2 separate regions of the Homo sapiens genome follow, and region 2 is linked to region 1. The links are chromatin loops, found by intact Hi-C in ENCODE. Cell type or tissue: IMR-90. All regions are shown on one strand.

Region 1 (2,500 bases):
CCAAGCAGCCTGTGCTCTCCTCTCCCATAGCACAAGTCACTGAGTCTGTCTGTTCCTCATCAGGCTCAAAGTGCTTTGAGGGGCAGGTACCAATTATTTCATCTTGTATTCATTTGAGCCTAGCACAGTGTCCCCAAGCATTCATTCACTCTATTCTGCTTTTTTAACCACCTCAAGATGTTATAGTATGTTTCTGTGTAGTATCTGCCCCACTCTAAGGCAAGCTGTACAATGCCAGGGAGTTTGTTTTGTTCAATCCGTTGCCATGACAATGATACCTGGCAGAGGATAGGTGTTGAAGTAATTGTGTATTTGTTGAATGAATGAGTGAATGAATCTGATGTTCATGCCCTGATCCTAGCTTTGGTCCATTACGACTTCATCATGGCAAATCCCTATTTTTTCAGTTTTCTTTGACCTGAGATTCTTTAGTAAGTGGTTGCTGACTAACTATTTGACATGGGACAAGTTGCTAATCCCCTCTCTGTCTCAGTTTCTCCTTTGGTGAGGAGAAATCTAGCTTCATTAAATTGACATGCAGTTAAATCTACTTCATTAAATTGACATGAGAGTTAAATTAGTTTATTCATGTACAATATTTAAACAGTACCTAGCACATGGTAAATGTCCAGTAAATGTTAGCTATCATCATCATCAAAATTACCTCCATCTTGTTTTTATATCCCACACTCCTTTAAAATCATTCTTTGAAACATTTTTCCTCCTACAAAGTCTTCAAGCTATAACTGTCCCAATCATTTTAGGGGCCACAGGACAGCTTCATGCAGAGTCTCTAGCATAATGCTAGATAGTTATTAAATGCTTGACTAGAATGACAATTTGGAATTCCTCTTTTAAAATACTGGCATCTTGATGTGTAGGTCATCTTTTCAGATTGCCCCATACTGAACTGATCTGCACTATTCAATAGAAAATGAGTTTTTGGGAAACAGCGTTTTCTTGTCTATTCTCTCACTTCAGTTAGGAATAACAGTTATAAGCAGAATAACAATAGCATTTCTATTTTTATACATGACATCCATCCACCTGTTTTTCAAAACCTGACACCTGAGCCAGATGGATTTCATCCTAGTTTTATTTTCTTTCTTTTTCTTTTTTATTTTTGGAGAGGCTGGGATAATACCTGCACAGTGAGAGCAAAGCCATGGCCCCAGAAGCAAGGAGAGCTCATCCTAGGTTTAGATAGGAACTTAAATAAGGAAAAAACCTTCCTCAGGTGCTCCAAGAATCAAATAAACACATGTTCACAGTGGCATTTCCATGGAGATGTTAGAAAGCCAATCTGAGCGTGCTATTCCATGTAATTTGAACAGGTGCAAGTTAAGCATGGTGGCTTGCATTCCTATAATGCCAATAAAAGCTTTAATACTCTGGAGATTAATTAATGATAAAAACAAGATCTTGCTGGCATCTGTGATGAATGCTTGTGGGTATTGAATACATAGCCTGACACAGGTATGTGTGTCTGTATATGTGCATTGAGTTTAAGCATTGTCCAAAAGATGGCACTGTTTGTGTTTTTATCATGTTTAATTGCAAACTTTATACTATCTAGGCATATTAATGAACTAATTTAAGACAGAGCAGAGATATCATCCTCCACACAAATCAAACTGCTACTTTATTATAGGCCCTTTCAAACTCTTCATCTCTTTCCTCACGAAATGAATATGCCCAAGCTGTTAAATGCAATAACTGCAATGTCAGCAAACCTTTTATTTATCAAATACTTTTTTTTCTATCTTAAAGGGGATTATAAAACCTACCTTTGAAATCATTACAGATACACGACAGAAGACGGATAATTGTGACATATTTAACTTTTTAATCTTGGGAAGCTAGATTTTTCAAATATAAGTACTTCTTGATCATTTAAACGTGACTACACATGTAACACACAACTGGTAGTTGCAGTAATTATTAAAAAGCATTGTTCTTTGAAATTACTAACACAGCAAAAGGTGAAATCTCCAAATAACTTTATGAGGGCAAATAGGAAATTAGCTCCAATAACATTCTACAATCTCAAAATGTACTAGGGAATACTTCTGTGTGGGAGTGAGACATGCTGAGAGATGGCTTGTTAGAAGCACTCTGATGTTGCAGTGGACATATACATTTTTGCCTGTACAGCATGTCTTTTGGAAATCACCGTTCCTCATTCTTAAGCGACTTGCAGTCATTGTTCATTGGCCAAAGCAAGTCAAATGGCAACCCTAAATTCAATGGGTTGTGGAAGTGCAGGACTGCTATGTTCCTGAAAGGGTGGGGGGAAAGTGAAGTATTTAGATAATGTGTACTATTACCTAAATTCAGGGTGTGGTTTTCATAAGGCTAGAAGCAAAAGCCAGTGAGTGGTTTCGCCAAGTTGGCGGAGAAGGGGTTTGTTAGATACGGAGATAAATAAAATTCCATAAAAAAAGCTTTCCCTAATGACAAAGAATCATCAGGGAGAAATGACACAGAATTTGCATTAATG
Region 2 (2,500 bases), 390 kb after region 1:
TTGATTGCTCTGGCTAGGACTTCTAGTACTATGTTGAATAGAAGTGGTGTAAGTGGGCATCCTTGTCTTGTTGCAGTTCCCAGAAGGAATGCTTTCAACTTTTCTCCACTCAGTATTATGTTGGCTGTGGGTTTGTCTTTTATTACCCTAAGGTATGTTCCTTCTATCCTGATTTTGCTGAGAGTTTTAATCATGATGGAATGCTGGATTTTGTCAAATGCTTTTTCTGTGCCTGTTGAGATGATCGGGTGATTGTTGTTTCCACTTCTGTTTAGTATATCACATTTATTCACTTGTGTGTGTTAAACTATCTCTGCATCCCTGGTATGAAACCCTCTTGATCATAGTGGATTATTGTTTTGATATGCTGTTGGGTTTGATTAGTTAGTATTTTGCTGAGGTTTTTTGCATCTATGTTCATCAGGGATTTTGGTCTATAGGTGTTCATTTTGTTGTTGTTATGTCATTTCCTGGTTTTGGTATTAGGGTGATAACTGGCTTCATAGAATGATTTAGGGAGGATTCCCTGTTTATCTTTTGGAATATTTTCAATAGGATTGGTACTAGTTCTGTTTTGAATGTCTGACAAAATTCAGCTGTAAATCCATCTGGTCCTGGACTTTTTTTTGTTGACAGTTTTTTTGATTACCATTTCAGTCTCACTTATTGTTATTGGTATGTTCTGAGTTTCTAGTTCTACCTTGTTTAATCTTGGAGGGTTGTATATTTCCTGGAATTTATCCATCTCCTCTAGGTTTTCTAGTTTCTCTGTGTAAGGGTGTTCATAGTACTCTTGAATGATCTTTTTATTTCTGTGGTATTGGTTGTAATATTGTTATAGGAAATAGAAATAAAGTATTTGGGTAGACGGGGAGAAGAGAGTCCCTGGCAGAAAACTTTCCTTCTAACATAAAGTAGCTCAGAAATAGCTCCCTTCTAACCTCATGCAGTTCAAAGAAATCACTTCTCTAACTAAACAAGCAGCCTGAAAGATCAGGCTGTAAATCACAGATAAACCCCTGGAGCACAGAAGGAGGGCGGGGAGTCTCCTGGGTAATCACCAAACTTCACAATGGGCCCCAGTAAAAACAGTGGGCCTTAATAAGCACATTCCTTTCCCTTTAGGACATCAAGATAGAGAAGCTAAAAGTGGACTTGGGGAGGTGGGGGTGGAGACGTCGTGGGGGAGGGGTGTTGGGGGGATGCCTGCAGCTGCAAGAAGATGTCTGGGAACAGACACAGAAACTCTCCCTCTCAGATAAGCAAAAGAAGGCATCACAGACTAAGTCTGCCCATGTGATCCAGGAATAAAGTGAGAGCTGATAAAAAAAAAAACTCTGCTCTATAAAGATAGCACACCTGGTCCCAACTAAATCGTCAGGCCCTAGGAGGATAAGACATCCCCTCCTCACTGGCACCACCCCCGCCACCTGCCACTAACTCCCTCCTCACTAGCCCATTTATAAAAACCCTGACATTTTTACTAAGCAACTCACTCGGGACCCATCTCTTCAAGGGAGAGCTGTTCTTTCTTTTTGCCTATTCAACTTTGCTCCAAACTCAAGTCTGTGTGTGTAGTGTGTGTTCGCGACCTCCGTCTCCTTGACTGTTCGACCAAGAGCCTTGGTATTTACCCCAGACAACGAGGCTGCTTCAGTATCTCCCGTTTCATTTCTAATTTAGCGTATTTGGATCTTCTCTCTTCTTTTCTTGGTTAATCTAAGGGTCTACCAATTTTACTTATCTTTTCAAAGAACTGAACCAGTTTTTGTTTCACTTTTGTTTTGTTGTTGTTGCTGTTTCAATTTCCTTTAGTTCTTCTCTGATCCTTCTTTCTATTCTCTTGCTGGGTTTGGGTTTGGTTTGTTCTTGTTTCTCTTTTTCCTTGAGGTGTGACCTTACATTGTCTATTTGTGCTCCTTCAGAATTTTTGATGTATTACATACATTTTGATTTAATATTATGAACTTTCCTCTTAGCACTGCTTTTGTTTTATCCCAGAGGTTTTGGTAGGTTGTGTCACTAATGTCAGTTCAGTTCAAATACTTTTTTATTTTTCATCTTGATTTCATTGTTGACCCAAAGATCATTCAGGAGCAGGTTATTTAATTTCTATGTATTTGCATGGTTTTGAGGGTTCCTTTTGGAGTTGATTTTCAGTTTTATTCCACTGTGGTCCGAGAGAGTACTTGATATAATTTTGATTTTCTTAAATTTATTGAGACTTGTTTTTTAATTTTTTTTTTTTTTTTAGAAGGAGTTTCGCTCTTGTTGCCTAGGCTGAAGTGCAATAGTGCAATCTCAGCTCACTGCAACCTCCACCTCCTGGGTTCAAGCAAGCCTCCCAAGTAGCTGGGACTACAGGCATGCACCACCACGCCTGGCTAATTTTGTATTTTTAGTAGAGACATGGTTTCACCATGTTGGTCAGGCTGATTTTGAACTCCTGACCTCAGGTGATCCACCTGCCTCAGCTTCCCAAAGTGCTGGGGTTACAGTG

The links. Hi-C counts contacts between places; a loop is a spot of excess contacts. Peaks named below come from ENCODE experiments on the same cell type or tissue, not always from the same donor. Only the 100,000 strongest peaks of a DNase experiment are listed, where the experiment ranks them.
Region 2: it touches region 1 in a loop (2.7-fold over the local background); 1 of 110 quality-filtered maps calls a loop at or near these places.

The regions. Positions count from the first base shown.
Region 1 is chr13:42,659,046-42,661,545 of GRCh38, forward strand. No RefSeq gene overlaps it. Among named protein-coding and RNA genes, the nearest start is that of TNFSF11, 86 kb to the left of the region's middle. In IMR-90, a CTCF peak has its summit at 1,518 (motif pointing right); no DNase peak of the experiment used is centred here; H3K27me3 peaks cover 525 bases.
Region 2 is chr13:43,053,918-43,056,417 of GRCh38, forward strand. The region is part of intron 1 of DNAJC15 (DnaJ heat shock protein family (Hsp40) member C15); the gene reads left to right. Among named protein-coding and RNA genes, the nearest start is that of DNAJC15, 32 kb to the left of the region's middle. RefSeq lists enhancers at 1,051-1,130, 1,161-1,320, 1,451-1,500. In IMR-90, no CTCF peak of the experiment used is centred here; a DNase peak (open chromatin) is centred at 1,114; H3K4me3 peaks cover 991 bases; H3K27ac peaks cover 1,377 bases.